Linked DNA regions of Homo sapiens: region 2 is linked to region 1. A link is a loop called in an ENCODE intact Hi-C map of the cell type or tissue named here. Cell type or tissue: PC-3. All regions are shown on one strand. Links, peaks and the distances in the headings refer to the core of each region. The heading gives the core; the rest is flanking DNA. Region 1 has its middle 25 kb from the start of TMX1. Region 2 overlaps LOC400212 (a long non-coding RNA gene).

Evidence for each region. A loop is a pair of places that touch in the nucleus more often than their neighbours do. Peaks named below come from ENCODE experiments on the same cell type or tissue, not always from the same donor. Only the 100,000 strongest peaks of a DNase experiment are listed, where the experiment ranks them.
Region 2: it touches region 1 in a loop (6-fold over the local background); 80 of 110 quality-filtered maps call a loop at or near these places.

Annotation. Positions count from the first base shown.
Region 1 is chr14:51,210,789-51,220,588 of GRCh38, forward strand. No RefSeq gene overlaps it. Among named protein-coding and RNA genes, the nearest start is that of TMX1, 25 kb to the right of the region's middle. In PC-3, for the core only: CTCF peaks have their summits at 6,010 and 9,239 (motif pointing left); no DNase peak of the experiment used is centred there.
Region 2 is chr14:50,948,893-50,960,492 of GRCh38, forward strand. LOC400212 (a long non-coding RNA gene) reads right to left here. Exons shown (of 4, transcript NR_170195.1): 2 at 6,962-8,324. Among named protein-coding and RNA genes, the nearest start is that of PYGL, 10 kb to the left of the region's middle. In PC-3, for the core only: CTCF peaks have their summits at 6,085 (motif pointing right), 6,285 and 7,042; DNase peaks (open chromatin) are centred at 6,139, 6,709 and 7,029; H3K4me3 peaks cover 798 bases; H3K27ac peaks cover 1,658 bases.

The DNA.
Region 1 (9,800 bases), core at 1,801-9,800:
GATCTGCAGAGCAGGGACCAGTTGAGGGCTGGGCAGGCTTACTGCTCAGTGCTGGGGATCCAGTGCTACATCAGATATACATAGTCTCAGATCAAGTCAGTAGACATTAGGATGAAAGAAAGGGGAACTAGAATAATTTCCAGTTATTCTCCTATTTTCCCATACTCACTGTTTTAGGTTTGGGGCTGCAGGAAGGGAAAGGAGGGGAAAAGAAATAGAACTGAAAGAGAAAGGGAAGAAAGAATATAGAAACGAAAAATGAAATAAACACAACTTAGAAGTAATAATGGCTAATACATCTTGAGAATTTACTCAAAACCATGCTGTTTTGTTTACACACACATGCAAAACATATGTACATGTTAATATATATATTATATATTACACATTTATACAACATAGATATATTTAACATTTTTTTAAGGATGATAAATACTAAAAACACTATGAGCAGTGGTTTACTGGTAAAAGTTTAACAACCAGCTCTCAAAAAAAAAAAAAAAAGCCTGATTTGTAGTGTTTGCCAATTTCCACCATTGCTAGTTTCAAGTTACCAACCTGATGTCACTGAACATGGGAGCTGGGCCAAGATTCACAACAGCCCAGTAAGTAGCTCACCATTATATGCTATTTGCACTACACACATACAACAGATATAAATAACCCCCAAAACATAGATAACAGTAAAATATAGTCAAATAATTAGGAAATAAGTTTTGACTATTTATTGCCTTTAATTTGATATAATTTAGTAAATTGTATAATAATTTAAATTTTTTAAAATTCCTGAAAATTTAACAATTGGTTTTTGCAAATAGTAATAACCCCTCATACCACTGCCTATAAAATAAGTACTATTATTATCCCCATTTTACATTAAAAGGAAACTGTGGACAAGAGAAGTTTAGGAATTTGCCTAAGATACCATAATTTGTGAATGGTGGAGCTGGGATAACAAACTCAGGCTCCAAAGCTGTTCTGCTACTCTGATGGAGAAGTACAGACTTAAAACAGGTCCTAGTGACTGAATTCAACTCTGTTTACATTCTAATTACTAGTTGTGGCTATTCTGGTGAAGCGGGTAGCTTTACGGAGAGGTGGATGATTCTCTAGCCTGGATGGGTAGAATGCTGGTTAGAGACCCTACCAAGCTAAAAAGGACTGGTGCCTCTCTCCATGTGTCCCAGGAGGAAGCTGCATCTGAACTCAAGCTCAATACGCAGAATCTTATTGAAAATACTTTGTGGAGAACACCAATGTCAATTTACTTTTCTTCTTAAATTAAAGTTATCATAAGATGTCATTTCTGGCTAAGATGAGTGAATTGAATGAAACTTTTTAGTCATTGGGCTGAATCCATATTTTCTCCAGAATCCCCATAGAGATTTCTGAGTGGGTCATAATTCTAAATGAGAAAGACACAATATTCAGGGGAAAAAATGTTATCATTCAAACAAAGTGTTATCTATGAGAGTTAACTGGTCATAACTATCACTAACACTACACTGACAAATAGCAAATTACTTTCTGTCATGACTTTTAGCAATTTTCATTTTATGTATGTATTTTGAAATAACTATTATTTGAAAATTTAGAACAGAATAATATATATCCTATACATCCTATAAATTAATTCATCCTATATGAATTAATTTTATGTTTATAACCTATAGTTTTGGGCTGCATATTTAGAAATTCAAGCAAGTAAAACAATCCATATTCATTTTTGACAAAAAATGAAAATCATTTCAAAAGTCATTTAAAGCAACTAAATGTATAAAAACATTAATTGCTTGGAAGCTAATTCATTTGGGTTATGAATTTACAAAGGTTGTGCTTCCTGTGGCCTCCATGGTAACAATAATAAAACAAGTTAATAGAATTAAATTTACATTCAATCAGTTTCAAAGATTAAAAAGTTGATGGATATACTGGAATGTAATTTTTAATAACCAAGTAAACCAATTACCAAATTCAGTGCTAGACACATGTGTACTTCACAGCAAAAAAATAAAAATAATGTTTTAATCTATTTCAAATATCACTGAAGAATTCATTAATACATCTGCTTAATAAACCTATACAACCTCATTAATTTTCTTGTTCAGTTTTTCCTGGAGCCAATTCTATGAATGAATGCTGGCCACACTGATCACGAGTTCACTGCCTGCCAGAAGTGGAGTCCAGGTCATGCTAAAGACAGTGGGAAATAGGAATCAGAGGAGAGCTTGAAAAGATAGTGGTGGAACTCTTACTATAGGATTTGGGAAGTAATTTCAGCAGAGTCAGGAAAATCTGAACCCCTGTTTCAGCTACTACATGTCCATTTTCCATCTTTCATGCCTATACACAACTCTTGTCAGCCCCTAAGTCCCTCAGAGCAATGTAACATTTGAGACCTGTCAGTAAAAGACTTCAGGATAATATACTCTAAAGGTTCAAAGATTAAGAGTGGTAGCAGGGCATGGATGTGGCTTGAAAATCCTGCAGCCCCAAACCCAAATGACTTCCACATAAGGAAGATATGAGAGTTGCCTAAGGAACCTCTTCCATAGGACAACTACCACAGGCTTGGCAAGAACTGCTAGATGTCCAACAGAACGTTTTCCTTTACCTCCTGGCCACATAGCTAAACAACATTTAACTGCCTCCCTTGCACATGACTGAGTTATGACCAATAGAATGAGGACAGAACCATGTCAGCCATTTCCAGGCCTGGAAGTTTCATAAAAACTTCCTATGTGATTCTTCTTCTTCTTAGACCCCATTCGCCAGCTGGATGCAGAGGATCCAGCAGCAAACTCTGATATTCTTAGCAGATGGGCTCTATTACCCCATCTTTTTTTTTTATACTTTAAGTTCTAGAGTACATGTGCACAACGTGCAGGTTTGTTACATATGTATACATGTGCCATGTTGGTGTGCTGCACCCATTAACTCGTCATTTACATTAGGTATATCTCCTAATGCTATCCCTCCCCCCTCCCCTCCACCCTACAACAGACCCCTGTGTTCAAGTGTTCTCCAAGTGTTCTCATTGTTTAATTCCCACCTATGAGTGAGAACATGCGGTGTTTGGTTTTTTGTCCTTGCGATAGTTTGCTGAGAATGATGGTTTCCAGCTTCATCCATGTCCCTAAAAAGGACATGAACTCATCATTTTTTATGGCAGCATAGTATTCCATGGTGTATATGTGCCACATTTTCTTAATCCAGTCTATCATTGTTGGACATTTGGGTTGGTTCCAAGTCTTTGCTATTGTGAATAGTGCAACAATAAACCTACATGTGCATGTGTCTTTATAGCAGCAAGTTTCATAATCCTTTGGGTATATACCCAGTAATGGGATTGCTGGGTCAAATGAGATTTCTAGTTCTAGATCCTTGAGGAATCGCCACACTGTCTTCCACAATGGTTGAACTAGTTTACAGTCCCACCAACAGTGTAAAAGTGTTCCTATTTCTCCACATCCTCTCCAGCACCTGTTGTTTCCTGACTTTTTAACGATCGCCATTCTAACTGGTGTGAGATGGTATCTCATTGTGGTTTTGATTTGCATTTCTCTGATGGCCAGTGATGATGAGCATTTTTTCATATGTCTGTTGGCTGCATAAATGTCTTCTTTTGAGAAGTGTCTGTTCATATCTTTTGCCCACTTTTTGATGGGGTTGTTTTTTTCTTATAAGTTTGTTTGAGTTCTTTGTAGATTCTGGATATTAGCCCTTTGTCAGATGAATAGATAGCAAAAATTTTCTCCCATTCTGTAGGTTGCCTGTTCACTCTGATGGTAGTTTCTTTTGCTGTGCAGAAGCTCTTTAGTTTAATTAGATCCCATTTGTCAATTTTGCCTTTTGTTGCCATTGCTTTTGGTGTTTTAGACATGAAGTCCTTGCTCATGCCTATGTCCTGAATGGTATTGCCTAGGTTTTCTTCTAGGGTTTGTATGGTTTTAGGTCTAACATTTAAGTCTTTAATCCATCTTGAATTAATTTTTGTATAAGGTGTAAGGAAGGGATCCAGTTTCAGCTTTCTACATATGACAAGCCAGTTTTCCTAGCACCATTTATTAAATAGGGAATCCCTTCCCCATTTATTGTTTTTGTCAGGTTTGTCAAAGATCAGATGGTTGTAGACGTGTGGTATTATTTCTGAGGGCTCTGTTCTGTTCCATTGGTCTATATCTCTGTTTTGGTACCAGTACCATGCTGTTTTGGTTACTGTAGCCTTGGAGTATAGTTTGAAGGTAGCGTGATGCCTCCAGCTTTGTTCTTTTGGCTTAGGATTGACTTGGCAATGTGGGCTCTTTTTTGGTTCCATATGAAATTTAAAGTTCATATGGAATTTTCCAATTCTGTGAAGAAAGTCATGGTAGCTTGATGGGGATGGCATTGACTCTATAAATTACCTTGGGCAGTATGGCCATTTTCACAATATTGATTCTTCCTACCCATGAGCATGGAATGTTCTTCCATTTGTTTGTGTCCTCTTTTATTTCATTGAGCAGTGGTTTGTAGTTCTCCTTGAAGAGGTCCTTCACATCCCTTGTAAGTTGGATTCCTAGGTATTTTATTCTCTTTGAAGCAATTGTGAATGGGAGTTCACTCATGATTTGGCTCTCTGTTTGTCTGTTATTGGTGTATAAGAATGCTTGTGATTTTTGCACATTGATTTTGTATCCTGAGACTTTGCTGAAGTTGCTTATCAGCTTAAGAAGATTTTGGGCTGAGACAATGGGGTTTTCTAGATATACAATCATGTAATCTGCAAACAGGGACAATTTGACTTCCTCTTTTCCTAACTGAATGTCCTTTATTTCCTTCTCCTGCCTGATTGCCCTGGCCAGAACTTCCAACACTACGTTGAATAGGAGTGGTGAGAGGGGCATCCCTGTCTTGTGCCAGTTTTCAAAGGGAATGCTTCCAGTTTTTGTCCATTCAGTATGATATTGGCTGTGGGTTTGTCATAGATAGCTCTTATTATTTTGAGATACGTCCCATCAATACCTAATTTATTGAGAGTTTTTAGCATGAAGGCTGTTGAATTTTGTCAAAGGCCTTTTCTGCATCTGTTGAGAAAATCATGTGGTTTTTGTCTTTGGTTCTGTTTACATGCTGGATTACATTTATTGATTTGTGTATGTTGAACCAGCCTTGCATCCCAGGGATGAAGCCCATTTGATCATGGTGGATAAACTTTTTGATGTGCTGCTGGATTCAGTTTGCCAGTATTTTATTCAGGATTTTTGCATTGATGTTCATCAGGGATATTGGTCTAAAATTCTCTTTTTTTGTTGTGTCTCTGCCAGGCTTTGGTATCAGGATGATGCTGGCCTCATAAAATGAGTTAGGGAGGATTCCCTCTTTTTCTACTGATTGGAATAGTTTCAGAAGGAATGGTACCAGCTCCTCCTTGTACCTCTGGTAGAATTCGGCTGTAAATCCGTCTGGTCCAGGACTTTTTTTGGTTGGTAGGCTGTTAATTATTGCCTTAATTTCAGAGCCTGTTATTGGTCTATTCAGGGATTCAACTTCTTCCTGGTTTAGTTTTGCGGGAGTGTATGTGTCCAGGAATTTATCAATTTCTTCTAGATTTTCTAGTTTATTTGCATAGAGTTGTTTATAGTATTCTCTGATGGTAGTTTGTATTTCTGTGGGATCGGTGGTGATATCCCCTTTATCATTTTTTATTGCGTCCAGTTGATTCTTCTCTCTTTTCTTCTTTATTAGTCTTGCTAGTGGTCTATCAATTTTGTTGATCTTTTCAAAAAACCAGCTCCTGGATTCATCTTAAAGGAAGGAGAAGGTTCTCTGACTGCCCACATTGAAGGCTGTTATCCAACCCAGAATATCATCATTAGACTTTGCATGACAGCAAAAAGTAAACTTCTGTTGTAGTAAGCCACTGACATTTTGAGATTTGACTGTCACAGCAACTAGCGTTACTTATCCTAGTACAATGAGGAAAGGGAAGCAGTTTTACACAATATGAAAAATTTTTAACCTTTATACCTTTGCTAAGGCTGCCCCCTTTTTGTTTAAACTATTTTCAACAGAATGAGGGCTCTTGGTACTTATTAGATAGCTGAAGAACAGCTATTTTTAGCAGGAAAACAAAAGACATTAAGGAGGTTCAGAGGAGAGAAAGGTGCAGACAAACATAAAATGTCTGACTCTTGATGATTTTATTGTATGATGATACACATACAAATCATGGAAAACCTAAGTACACAGGCAGTTATCATTTTGTAAACAATAAAGGGATAGAAGAGAATATGACCCAACAGAGGAAATAAATAGGATAAAATAATACTGTACAGGATTACATTCTACAGGCACACCATTTTAAATTATAAAATTAGAAGAGATTTCTTTTAACAATTATTCTGATAAGAAGCCTCTCAAACTTGCTATGGGTAAATATAATTTCTTTTTTAAAAAAGGAGTCAGTAAACAACATACGAATTAATCAATAAACTGACAGTAAATAGCATTAAACTGCTAATCCCAAACATGTACTTCTATAGCCTAAGGAAAAATAATATTAAAAAGTTACTTGTCAGTAAAATTTCCAATCAGTGTGATAGCAATTTTTTAATCTAAAATTCCTAAGATACTGGATTCTTGAATGTTTTTTTCATTTATTTTTGTTCTGTTATTCAGAAAAGTACTTAGTTATATAAATTCACAACTTATTGGCACATCTAAAATATACAGCCATACCAAACGTTTAAGTTTGACTAACATAAAGTGTGCGTATGTAAAAGGAAACCAAGTGGAAGAAAATTATTTCTGAATTGTCATTTAATTCTACTACAATTTGAAGATGTTAATGAAAAATTGAAAAACCACTAAATTATAATACAAATAAGTTTCATACTTAATAGCCAACAAACTCCAATATCCAATGAGCTACTAATTTCAATTTGAATCTGTTTACTTCTCTATTTTAAAGCATGGTTTTAAAGATTTAAAAAGCTGATGTTTCACACCTGTAATCCCAGCACTTTAGGGGGCCGAGGCGTGCAGATCACGAGGTCAGGAGTTTGAGACCAGCCTGACCAACATGGTGAAACCCCGTCTCTACTAAAAATACAAAATTTAGCCAGTCATGGTGGGGTGCGTCTGTAATCCCAGCTACTCAGGAGGCTGAAGCAGGAGAATAGCTTGAACTTGGGAGGTGGAGGTTGCAGTGAGCCAAGATCGCACCATTGCACTCCAGCCTGGGCGACAGAGCGAGACACCGTCTTAAAAAAAAAATACAAAGCTGATGTTTTTTGAAAGCGTCTTCTAAACTAGAAAGCATTATATGAATATAGTGTAAGATATCATTCAGCACTTCAGGAGGCCGAGGCAGGAAGATTGCTTGAGCTCAGGAGTTCGAGGCCAGCCTGGGCAACATGGCAAAATCCCTTCTCTACAAAATATATAAAAATTAGCCAGGCATGGTGGCATGTGCCTGTAATCCCAGCTACTCAGGAGACTGAGGCACGAGAATCACTTGAACCCAAGAGGTTGCAGTGAGCCATAATCGCACCACTGCACTCCAGCATGGGAGACAGAGGGAGACTGTCTCAAAAAAAAAAAAAAAGGTATCATTCAATCTAGATGATTTAGGGACAATTTCATAACTTAACATGTAATAAAGATAAATGAAATGTAAACTTCCTCCTTTTACCCCAGAGTCCTACCTTCACATCTGGGAACATGAAGATTTTGAGATGCTGTTTCATTTATTCAAATAACATCTGTGTAGGTGTGGCAAATCACCTACTCACTCCTTCTCACTTTATTTTTTTTCCCAAAAGAGAGAAATAGAAAGGAACCACAAGATAAAGATACCAAGTAAATCTTTACCAATTAACAAAATGAGAACTAGCCCTGTGAGATTTCCTAAGAGTCACATAATCCTGCGAAATTTCTACACGTTCACTGCCCTGTTTCACATGTATAAAACAGTCATATATTGGCACAAAGCTTCTTAACATTAACCAATTTTGTGTGTGTGTGTGTGTGTGTGTGTGTGTGTGTGTGTGTGTGTGTGTGACGAGTCTCGCTCTGTCACCCAGGCTGGAGTACAGTGGCGTGATCTCAGCTCACTGCAGCCTCCACCTCCTGGGCCCAAGCAATTCTCCCATCCCAGCCTCCCAATTAGCTGGGACTACAGGCAAGTGTCACCACGCCCAGCTAACATTAACCAATATTATCTCCATAATCTCTCAATTTTTCCATTATATTGTTAAGATAGCTATTAAGTATTATTTAGGAAATAAAGAAAAACGTCTTTTTGTTATCGTGGATGCCTCTGTCTACTTGAAGCTTTAGAATATGATGTACTTTTCTGAAGATGAGCACACTGGACTTGTTAAAACTAATTTTTTAACAGCTCTGTCACTGTAGTTTATTTTATTTTTATATATGTACATTGACACCATCATAATATTGTTCTTGCCAATTACACTGTTGCAGGGATCTTTAATTTTTTGGCTAGAGAAAGATCAATGGGATAAACTGGCTTTCACCGATAAATTATCTCTTACAGGCATACAAACATAACGGAAAGACGTTCTGAGGGAATAAACATGATGATTAGATAAAAGATGAGAAGTTGGCCTATATAACTGTAAAGACCTTAATAAACTCTTTGTTTCATAAGGACTTTAAGGATTAAGCTCATTTATATTACATGACATTGACAACATGACAATATGCCTGAAACCAATACATGTCTAACATTAATTCCTTCACAACATGGTTCAGCCTTCCAAAAAGAAAAAATTAAAAAAAAAAAATGTTCCCAGTTCTGAGTCTGTGAAGTGAGGTTGTTAATCACTCAGGCTCTGATGTCCATCAGACCTGTTTTGAATCCAGCCTCTGCTACTTATCAATGACCTAGGCACTACTTGACCTCTTCAAGACTCTGCTCCTTCCTCTGCATAATGAAGATTAACAGTGTTTGCCTCATCGGGCTGCAGTGAGGATTAAACAGCATAATCTATGAACACCTCTTAGTCTGTTGCTGGTACATAAGAAGCACTCGGTAAGTGTTCGTGGTTTAACTATTGTTGTTGCTTTTGTCATCATTATTACTATAATACAGCCAATAGTTCAAATTTGCTGATGTCAGAACCATGAGATACTAGTGCAAATGTATTTATGAAGTCTATAATGTGATTTTTAAATTTTTCTAAAACCTGTTTCCCACTGAATTATTTTAAAATAGTTTCTCATTGTAACCAAAAGAAGCAACCTCTGCCACCTAGTGGCTCCTTAACACCAGTCAAGAAAAACATAAAAAGACACCAGAACAAAACACAAAAAACAAAATCCATACTTACTTTAAAAAAAGAACCCATGCTGTAGATAAAAAGACGCAATACATGAAAGAAAAAATATAAATTTAAAATAATGAAATCCTATTATTTTCTCCATAGTATTATACTGTTCAAATTGCATTTGATTAATTCTTAATAGCACACCTGCAGAGTGACTACGAACTTTTTTTTTTTAATTTCCTCTATTTTTGTTTGTTTTCTTTTTCTTTTTTTAAAAAATTATACTTTAAGTTTTAGGGTACATGTGCACAACGTGCAGGTTTGTTACATATGTATACATGTGCCATGTTGGTATGCTGCACCCATTAACTCGTCATTTACATTAGGTATATCTCCTAATGCTATACCTCCCCCCTCCCCCCACCCCACAACAGGCCCTGGTGTGTGATGTTCCCCTTCCCATGTCCATGTGTTCTCATTGTTCAGTTCCCACCTATCAGTAAGAACATGTGGTGTTTGGTTTTTTGT
Region 2 (11,600 bases), core at 2,150-10,149, 260 kb before region 1:
TGTACTGTTTATTGGTTTTTGACCATCTTCTAATCAGTTCTGCAATCTAGGGAAATGCCAGAGGTCCACAGTGGCCCCACAGACAGGTCACTAACACTCTGGAAAGGGGTGGTGTAAACCATGGGCTGAGCTTTATGCTCAATGAGGGAATTTGAGTACACTGCACTCAGCATATTTAATGTATGAATCTGTTAACCAAGGTTGTTATCCAGGCTCCGCTGTTTCAAATATTTAGAAAGATGACTGAGGGCCAGGTGCGGTGGCTCACACCTGTAATCCCAGCACTTTGGGAGGCCGAGGTGGGTGGATCACGAGGTCAGGAGATCGAGACCATCCTGGCTAACATGGTGAAACCCCGTCTCTACTAAAAAATACAAAAACAATTAGCCAAGCGTGATGGCGGGTGCCTGTAGTCCTAGCTACTTGGGAGGCTGAGGCAGGAGAATGGCGTGAACCCAGGAGGCGGAGCTTGCAGTGAGCTGAGATCGCCACACTGCACTCCCAGCCTGGGTGACAGAGCGAGTCAATTCTGAGCCAAAAGAACAAAGCTGGAGGCATCACACTACCTGACTTCAAACTATACTACAAGGCTACAGTAACCAAAACAGCATGGTACTGGTACCAAAACAGAGATATAGATCAATGGAACAGAACAGAGCCCTCAGAAATAACGCCGCATATCTACAACTATCTGATCTTTGACAAACCTGAGAAAAACAAGCAATGGGGAAAGGATTCCCTATTTAATAAATGGTGCTGGGAAAACTGGCTAGCCATATGTAGAAAGCTGAAACTGGATCTCTTCCTTACACCTTGTACAAAAATCAATTCAAGATGGATTAAAGACTTAAACGTTAGACCTAAAACCATAAAAACCCTAGAAGAAAACCTAGGCATTACCATTCAGGACACAGGCATGGGCAAGGACTTCATGTCTAAAACACCAAAAGCAATGGCAACAAAAGCCAAAATTGACAAATGGGATCTAATTAAACTAAAGAGCTTCTGCACAGCAAAAGAAACTACCATCAGAGTGAACAGGCAGCCTACAAAATGGGAGAACATTTTCGCAACCTACTCATCTGACAAAGGGCTAATATCCAGAATCTACAATGAACTCAAACAAATTTACAAGAAAAAAACAAACAACCCCATCAAAAAGTGGGCAAAGGACATGAACAGACACTTCTCAAAAGAAGACATGAATAAATGCTCACCATCACTGGCCATCAGAGAAATGCAAATCAAAACCACAATGAGATACCATTTCACACCAGTTAGAATGGCAATCATTACAAAGTCAGGAAACAACAGGTGCTGGAGAGGATGTGGAGAAATAGGAACATTTTTACACTGTTGGTGGGACTGTAAACTAGTTCAACCATTGTGGAAGTCAGTGTGGCGATTCCTCAGGGATCTAGAACTACAAATACCATTTGACCCAGCCATCCCATTACTGGGTATATACCCAAAGGACTATAAATCATGCTGCTATAAAGACACATGTACATGTATGTTTATTGCGGCATTATTCACAATAGCAAAGTCTTGGAACCAACCCAAATGTCCAACAATGATAGACTGGATTAAGAAAATGTGGCACATATACACCATGGAATACTATGCAGCCATAAAAAATGATGAGTTCATATCCTTTGTAGGGACATGGATGAAATTGGAAATCATCATTCTCAGTAAACTATCGCAAGAACAAAAAACCAAACACCGCATATTCTCACTCATAGGTGGGAATTGAACAATAAGAACACATAGACACAGGAAGGGGAACATCACACTCTGGGGACTGTTGTGGGGTGGGGGAAGTGGGGAGGGATAGCATTGGGAGATATATCTAATGCTAGATGACAAGTTAGTGGGTGCAGTGCACCAGCATGGCACATGTATACATATGTAACTAACCTGCACATTGTGCACATGTACCCTAAAACTTAAAGTATAATAATAATAAATAAATAAAAAGAAAAAGAAAAAAAGGAAAAGAAAAGGAAAGATGACTGAGAACCCAGATTTATTTTACTTTTGAATTCCCTTAGTGTCTGCAGACAATGCAGCTGACTGCATTGCCATCTCTATAATTGGCTGTGACAGTGACCATTTACTCGTTACCTGAGTATATTTGGCTTGTCTTGAAACAAGCGGATGTTCCTGACACTTTCAGGTCCTGTCATATTTGATTTGCTCATTGATACAGTAGTTTGAATTCTTAGGCATAGTCCAGTGGGAGTTCCTGAAAAGATGGAAATACTTCCAGCCTGTCTTCTTCCTCTCCCTCAAATCACTGACAGCCTTCATATGCCTATTGTGGAATATGCTGAGATTGCAGAATCACTTAGTGCCTTGATTTCAACTTCTGCAAAGTAAGGACAAAGATCTCTGTCCTTCTCAGTCCATAAAATGGCTAAGTTCGGCTGGGTGCGGTGGCTCACGCCTGTTATCCCAGCACTTTGGGAGGCCAAAGCAGGTGAATCACGAGGTCAGGAGTTCGAGACCAGCTTGGCCAACATGGTGAAACCCCATCTCTACTAAAAATACAAAAAATTCGCTGGGCATAGTGGCGGGCGCCTGTAATCCCAGCTACTCGGGAGGCTGAGGCAGGAGAATCGCTTGTACCCTGGAGACGGAGGTTGCAGTGAGCTGAGATCGCACCACTTACTCCAACCCAGGCAACAAAGTGAGACTCTGTCTCAAAAAAAAAAAAAAAAAAAAAGATGGCTAAGCTCAAAAGAGATATGAGTGGAGAAGTGCCAGGAAATGGTAAAAGCATTATTAAGATGGAAACTTCTGGGTTGGGATTATATTTTGACATATTAACCAGTGTTTTGATTTTCTCCTGATGGTTTACTTTTTCCCTATCTCCCTTGGGGAGCTGCTGTAGCACTTGAGGTGCTTATAATCTCTGAGGAAGATGTGAGCCTTCCTGGTTTTGAACTCCAAATTAACATTCAGGAGACACATTAAGAGTGAGGGCAAGGGTCTGAGGAAAGTGGGGCAGTAATGAGAAGATGACATGGAGGTGTGGGGAGTAGAGACATCACTGGTCTTGGAGTCAGGATCCTGGAGCTGGCTTCCTTGATCAGGTAGCAGAAATCCCAGGCAGGCTGAGTATCTGAGAAGTGCCCAGGACTTTGCTCTGCTTCCTGAGAAGAGCCCAGCGAGGAAGTGACTGCCTGGAGGGTCTCAGTAGTCAGGGCTTGGACAAGGTTCACAAAGGCTCCTCATCCCCAGGGAGGCGCAGGGCAGCCATTGACCAAATCCCCAGCGCTGAAGACTGATTCAGAGAATACCCAAGGGAGAGGTATCAAGGCTAGAGCCTTCTCTCCACTGGCTACTGCCACCAGGGCCTTAGCACAGGGAACCCCTGCTGAGGGGTCCTCAGTTGAATAGACTGGTTGACTGAATTTGAGATCAAATTTCTTCCCTGGAGGAATGAGAGCTTACATTAGAAGTTAAACTGAAACTGTTACAGGCCAGGGCAAGGTGGTTCACAGCTGTAATCCCAGCAATTTGGGAGGCTGAGGCCAGTGGATTGCTTGAGGCCAGGAGTTTGAGACGACCCTTGGCAACAGGGCAAAACCCCATCTCTACTAAAAATACAAAAATTATCTGGGTATGGTGGTGCACGCCTGTAGTTCTAGCTATTTGGGAAGCTGAGGCATGAGAATCACTTGAATCTGGGAGGCAGAGGTTGTAGTGAGCCGAGATGGTGCCACTGCACTCACTCTAGCCTGGCAACAGAATAAGACTCTACCTCAAAAAAACAAAACAAGAAAAAGCAGTTAAACTAATACAAAAAATATAAAGCTGCATGTCAGGCCTCTGAGCCTAAGCTAAGCCATCATATCCCCAGTGACCCGCACGTATACATCCAGATGGCTTGAAGCAACTGAAGATCCATAAAAAAAGTGAAAATAGCCTTAACTGATGACATTTCACCATTGTGATTTATTTCTGCCACAACCTAACTGATCAATGTACTTTGTAATCTCCCTCACCCTTAGGAAGGTTCTTTATAATCTCCCCCACCCATAAGAAGGTTCTTTGTAATTCTCCCCACCCTTGAGAATGTACTTTGTGAGATCCACTCCTGCCCCCAAAACATTGCTCCTAACTCCACCGCCTATCCCCAAACCTGTAAGAACTAATGATAATCCCACCACCCTTTGCTGACTCCTTTTTCAGACTCAGCCCACCTGTACCCAGGTGAAATAAACAGCCTTGTTGCTCACACAAAGCCTGTTTGTGGTCTCTTCACACAGACACATGAAACACTGCATTCCTTGCACATCTGAGTTTATACGCTGTTTGTATTTGCATTGCCCACTGGAGTTATTACTAATGCAATAAGACATGTTCCAGAAAAAGCTTTCACCTTTGTTTTTTGTTTGTTTTGAGACAGAGTTTTGCTCTTGTTGCCCAGTCTGGAGTGCAATGGTACGATCTTGGCTCGCTGCAACTTCTGCTTCCCAGGTTCAAGCGATTCTCCTGCCTCAGCCTCCCAAGTAGCTGGGATTACAGGTGCATACCACCACACCCAGCTAATTTTTGTATTTGTAGTAGAGATGGGGTTTCGCCATGTTGGCCAGGCTGGTCTTGAACTCCTGACCTCAGATTATCCACCCACCTGAGCCTCCTAAAGTGCTGGGATTACAGGCGTGAGCCACCATGCCTAGCCAAGCTTTCACCTTTGTATGGGAGCAAATGAGGAGAGTAATTCTGGACAATTTTGCAAAGAGATATGAACAAATCCTGACCAAGGAAAGGAAGTGAAAAGTGTGCTAAGCACAGGGTTTCAGCAGATAATCATGATGCAATGTGCACAAGGGACAGCCTCTTTGCTGCCTTGTCTCAGGGTCTTTGTAATGCAAACCCTCCATTGAGCCCACATTTTGACTTGCCCTTTGTACATGATTGATTAATTGCAGGCTTTAACTATATAAAACATATAGGCTTCTATAAAAAATATTATTGAATTTTAGAGTTTTGTTCCCTTATGGGGGTAAACCTAAGGAATCACAAACCCCAAATTCTCAAATGCCAAATACTTTAACTTCTCTAAGCTGTTTATCCATCGTTAAAGTTCTAACTAGTAAGGTGCTTAGATAGTGAAGGATAACACGTGTTAGCTTAAAACATATAGAAATGCCGGAAGAAAATAACTTCCCTTTCACTTAATATTTCCTAGGATGGAGGCTGGGAGTCTGAGGATATACTGTAGGCTGATCTCATATACAAATGAGGGCTTTTCTTTTTGCATTTCTTGTATTAAATAGATTATAGTTCATTGAGCATAGCTTTGCATAGCATAACCTACCTCTGTTTTTCAAATTCAATGTTTCTAATTTATTGATTTATTAGGAAAATATTTGTTAAGTACCTACTATGAGTCCAGCATTGTGCTGGACACTTAACAGTGAACCAAACTGACTGTAGAATAACAAAACACCTTGTCTCCCCAGGATCCTATCTTCTGAGAACCACCTCTTCTCTTTATTTTCCTGCTTCTGGTCTTACCTTTAAGTACAAGTCCCTATACTTACTGCAGGAATGGCTGTTTTACACCCTGACCCAGTTTTTACAACCATGACTATAGGACTCCTGTAGGGTCATGAAAGAAGAACTGGGCATTAGCCAACTTGGGATATCAACAATGCGATCATTGAATGGGTACTCACTGTGTACAAGGTACTGTGCTCGCTGCCAATGGTAAAACAATTCAGTTCATGGCATCTGCCTTACCCAGAACCTTTAAACTACTTCAAGGCACCATATTCGCATTAAGGTACAAGGCAGACTATGCTAAAGAAAAAACAAGTAGCCCAGATCTTAGGTGGTATCTGAGGTCACAGGAAGAAAAGAACATCTTGCATTTGTCTAGAAACCAAATGATAACAGCCATTTCTCTATCTTCCTAGAAGTTCCATTTCCTTCTCCACCTCATTGAATGATAGTTTCTCAGTCATTGAGTCATAATACGTTTCCAGCTTAAGATGAAAATGTAAAATTTCTCCCCACTCAGAATTTTCATTTTATGTTTTTTAGGGAGTTGATGTGTGAATTGCAGAGACAGGCTGATACCAGCAGGTGGAAGAATTCACCATTTGAACTCCACATCATAGGCTAGTGAATGGTTCAGCAGGATGTGACTGCAATTTTAATCACTGCTTCATTTCCCTTTCTTTGTTCCAGATATTTATGCACCAAAACCCTGTGAGAAAATGACCCATAATCTGAAGAAGATAAATAAAAATGGATTATTTTTATCACTCTAGACAGAGCATAAAGAGATGGCATTTTCTCCATTTTAAAATCTTAGATGTAAATACACTGAAATCCAAAGAAAAAAATTATTCTGATAAATTGGAGAAATTTAAAAATTATAAAAAAGTATGGGGTTTCAACATTCTTATGATAGATTTAAAGAACACTCAAAGTTTGATGTGCTGGTGGCTTGGGCCTCCCAGTGAACCACATGAGCTTACAGGATTAGGGTCGTGAAGTAGAGGGAGCGGTGCTGGGGTCCAGCACAGGGTTTCAGGCCTGTCTGGGCACACCTGTGAACTGGTAAGACAGGCCTGGGCGAACTCTATGTGCCTAGGGGAGGTGGAGCCATCTGGGAAAGATGTCAGATCACACCCCCTGCTGGGATTTAGATGTATGCGGACATGTCTAGCAAGCTGTGAGGGCTGAGAAGCTTCCTGGGTGAGAACTCACCCTAAGGGCAGGAGTCTGCTGATTCACTTCACCCAGGAAGAAGCCTTAGTTGTCAGAGGGGAGCAGTAAGTCTGACTATGGCATGGTAGCAGTTTCTGGATTCTGTTCCCTGGTCCAGCTACCTAGAAGCCTGTATACCCTGTGGATGTAGAGGGCTGTCAGCAAACCCTGAAAGAATTTTCTCACCAAGCTTTGTAGAAAATACTCAGACTCAGAAACAGCATCATACCATCTAACTGGAAGAAGTGAGTCATTCTCTTGTATCTTAGAGGAGGATCTGGATGAACTGTGATGACCAGTGGGGCAGGGCGTGGCCAGCAGGACTGGGAGCAGCACATGGAGACACCTCCTGGAGACTCCTAGAAATACAGGACATGATAGTTGGAGGTTTGGTGAGACAAATGGGAGTGAGAACTACTGGCATTTGTGTTGGAGTTAATGGAATGCCCTCTGATTCAAAGACTCAGGGGAACTGGAGAGGTATGCATCTCTCTTTCACACATATTCACCACATATGCACATCTCACATCTCATATATGTGTGTATATGTGTGTGTGTGTGTGTATATATATATATATATATATATATATATATATATATATATATGTCAAGTTATCAGAGTTTTCAAACATTTACTAAAAGAACTTTATTTTTTTTTCCCAAGGCAGAAGAATTTTTCTTAGTACAGAACAAAATAGAGTCTCCTCTGTCTACTTCTTTCTACACAGACACAGTAACAATCTGATTTATCTTTCTTTTCCCCACATTTCCCCCTTTTCTATTCGACAAAACCGCCATCGTCATCCTGGCCCGTTCTCAATGAGCTGTTGGGTACACCTCCCAGACGGGGTGGCAGCCGGGCAGAGGCGCCCCCCACCTCCCAGACGGGGCGTCGGCCAGGCGGAGTTGCCCCCCACCTCCCGGACGGGGCGGCTGCCGGGCGGAGACTCTCCTCACTTCCCAGATGGGGTGGCTGCCGGGCGGAGGGGCTCCTCACTTCTCAGACAGGGCGGCCGGGCAGAGACGCTCCTCACCTCCCAGACGGGGTGGCGGTCGGGCAGAGACACTCCTCAGTTCCCAGACGGGGTCGTGGCGGGGCAGAGGCGCTCCCCACATCCCAGACGATGGGTGGCGGGGCAGAGGCGCTCCCCACATCTCAGACGATGGGTGGCCGGGCAGAGACGCTCCTCACTTCCCAGACGGGGTGGCGGCCGGGCAGAGGCTGCAATCTCGGCACTTTGGGAGGCCAAGGCAGGCGGCTGGGAGGTGAAGGTTGTAGCGAGCCGAGATCACGCCACTGCACTCCAGCCTGGGCAACATTGAGCACTGAGTGAGCGAGACTCAGTCTGCAATCCCGGCACCTCGGGAGGCTGAGGCGGGCAGATCACTCGCGGTCAGGAGCTGGAGACCAGCCCGGCCAACACCGCGAAACCCCGTCTCCACCAAAAAATACAAAAACCAGTCAGGCGTGGCGGCGCGCGCCTGCAATCCCAGGCACTCGGCAGGCTGAGGCAGGAGAATCAGGCAGGGAGGTTGCAGTGAGCGGAGATGGCGGCAGTACAGTCCAGCCTCGGCTCGGCATCAGAGGGAGACTGTGGAGAGAGAGGGAGAGGGAGAGGGAGAGGGAGACCGTGGAGAGAGAGGGAGAGGGAGACCGTGGGGAGGGAGAGGGAGAGGGAGAGGGAGAGGGAGAGGAAGAGGCTAAAAGAACTTTAATAAATGATGTCTTTTTATGTGTAAGCTCTTTGTAAACCCTCTTTTTTGGAGAGGGTAATATTTTTCTATCAGTAAAACATACTTATTAAAATGTGTGGAAATCTTAAGTTTGCGTCGCAATGAATTTCTCCAAATGGATGATGACTCATGCTCCGTAGCCAGACTGAGCTACAGAACATTATGAGCAGCTCAGAAGCCCCTCCTGTGCCTGCTTCCTGTCACTGTCTCCTAAGGGTGATTGCTACCCTGATTTCCAATATGGCAGATTACTTTTGCCAGTTTTAAACTTTGTATAAATGGAATTATACAGTATGTCTCTATTTGTCTGACTTCATTTACTCAACATTGTAAGTTTCATTTATGTTCTTGCCAAATTTCTTACATTTTCATCATTATGTAGTATTCCATTATATTAATGTAGCACTTTTTTTTTGAGATGGAGTCTCGCTCTGTTGCCCAGGCTGGAATGCAGTGGCACGATTTTGGCTCACTGCAACCTCCGCCTCCAGGGTTCAAGCGGTTCTCCTGCCTCAGCCTCCTGAGTAGCTGGGACTACAGGTGTGCACGCCCAGCTAATTTTTTGTATTTTTGGTAGAGACGGGGTTTCACCGTGTTAGCCAAGATGGTCTCAATCTCCTTTCCTCGCAGTCTGCCCGCCTCGGCCTCCCAAAGCACAATTTTATATATCCATTTTGCTGCTGATGGACATTTGGGTTGCACCCAGTTTGGAGTTATCATGAACAAAGCTGCCATAAACCTATTTGTACGTGTTTTGTTTTGTTTCAAGACAGTCTCATTCTGTTGCCCAGGCTAGAGTGCAGTGGTGTGATCTCAGCTCATTGCAACCTCCACCTCCTGGGTTCAAGCCATTCTCATGCCTCAGACTCCTGAGTAACTGAGATTATAGGCATGCACCACCACATCCAGCTAATTTTTTGTATTTTTCGTGGCGATGGGGTTTTACCAAATTGCCCAGGCTGGTCTTGAACTCCTGGGCTCAAGCAATCCACCCACCTTGGCCTCCTGAAGTGTTGGGATCACAGGCATGAGCTACCATGCCTGGCCTGTATATGTTTTTTATTGCATGCATGTCCTCATTTCTGTTGGAAATATAACTGCTAGATCTGATATATAAGTTTTAATGCATTTTCTTCTGTATGTGAAAAATGTTGTTTGGGTACAGATGTACTGTTCTTTAGAAGTAAAGTATTTGAAGTAATGAAGAAAGTGAATTTGACTAGAAATCCAGAAAGAAAGAGGGATGACATTATTTAGAGTAGCTGGGTACTGATAATTTTATTTATGTATTTATGTTATTTATTAATGTCGAATCTTGATTAGTTATCATAAGTTATAATAAGTGGTAACAATATAAACCATTTCATTGCTCATGACAGATATAAAAACTTGCAGGATAGTTTTTTACTGCTATCTAGAATCTTTTTAGAATGCCTCATCCTGCAAACTAATTATTAATATTAACCCCAGGACAATAGGCTTGGAAAGTAATTTTTAATTAAAAAATTTTCTTCCTATCTGTGCAGATGGTTAAAAGCTGATTGTGGCACTCATAGTTTGTAGCCATTACCACTAGAAACCAGGAAAAATCAGTGAATCTTCTAATTTTTTATTTAATAAGTTGGCAAGTTTGTTGTAAGCATTGACCACCGTGTTTCATGAGCTTAAGCTATGAAGACTGTATGAAAAGGAGCAACACTAAGTCTGGGTCCTAAGAAACAAACGCTTTGTGATGTGGGCCTCACTCAGAATGTCTGTGGCTAAAAATATCCCTGGGGGGTCAAAGTTATCCAGTGGATCTTGGCTCAACCTTGCGGATTGGGCATCTAATCTGCAGGAGCATCGTTTAGCAGATTTGTTGGAAACTAATATTTGTTTTACTTATTTTCTAATAATAAAAATAGAATGTGTTTATTCTAGAAAATTTGGAAAGCATATACAAATAGAAATAAAAGTTATACGTAATAACATCATCCCTTCTTAATATTTTGGAGTATTTTTTTCAGTTTTTAAAGCACCCCTTTTTTTTTAAACAGCTCATTTGTTCAACACATATGTTTCTGAGAACTTCTTGTGTATAGATGGCAAAACTGAACAGAACCAGAAATCCTGCAGTCCTTTATAGGGTCTCCAAGACCATAACTTATACAACAGAATCCAGAACAACTCTAAGGTCAGTGGTGGTGATGGAGAAGCTGCAGAGGGGGATCTCTGGGTGACTGTAATGAAAAAGAGCTAACATAGCAGCCCTGAGACAGCAGACCTCAGAAAGGCCTACTTGCAAGGTTGACCCACGGCTAGCATCTGGGAACTTGGCTTTCAGGAGTCTTCCTACCATTCCGTAATTGATAAGGATGGTTTACTGTGCCTAGACTGTTTGTACAAACAATATGGTTTATGCTGAATACCACTGTCCTGCTGGAAGTCTGAAATTTTATATGTGCTAGGCAGAGGGTTTCTATGACCAGTCCCCAATAAAAACCGTAGGCTCTGTTAAGTGCATCCTGTGCCATTTTACTGGGAGGACCCTGGAAGCTTATGTCTGGTTTCCTTTGGGCTTTGCCCCATGTGCTGATTTTGCTTTGTAGCTGATTTTGCTTTGTATCTGATTTTGCTTTTGCTGGTTTTGCTTTGTGTCCTCTCGCTGCAAGAAACTGTAACTGTGAATACATTTACTTCTGAGTCCTTTGAATCCTTCTAGCAAATCACTAAACATGAGGGTGGTCTTGGGGGCCCTTGAAATGATGACCCACTAGGAAATTAAGTTACCAGATGAGTCATTACCTCTACTTTCACAAAGGCCCTTAGGATAAAGTTGGGCATATAACTCTTTGAGTAGGAGAAATATTAGAGGAAATGTGTTGTTTGGGCATTGGTTTATTCACAATCAACTCTGCCCATATTGGCTTACTCACCAATCCCCAAATCACTTAGTCTCAATCATACAAGCACTTTTCACTTAAGACTGACACTGGTTTAGGCTGGGCGCAGTGGCTCATGCCTGTAATCCCAGCACTTTGGGAGGCTAAGGCTGGCAGATCATGAGGTCAGGAGTTCGAGACCAGCCTGGCCAACATGGGGAAACCCCGTGTCTACTAAAAATACAAAAATTAGCCGGGCGTGGTGGTGCACAC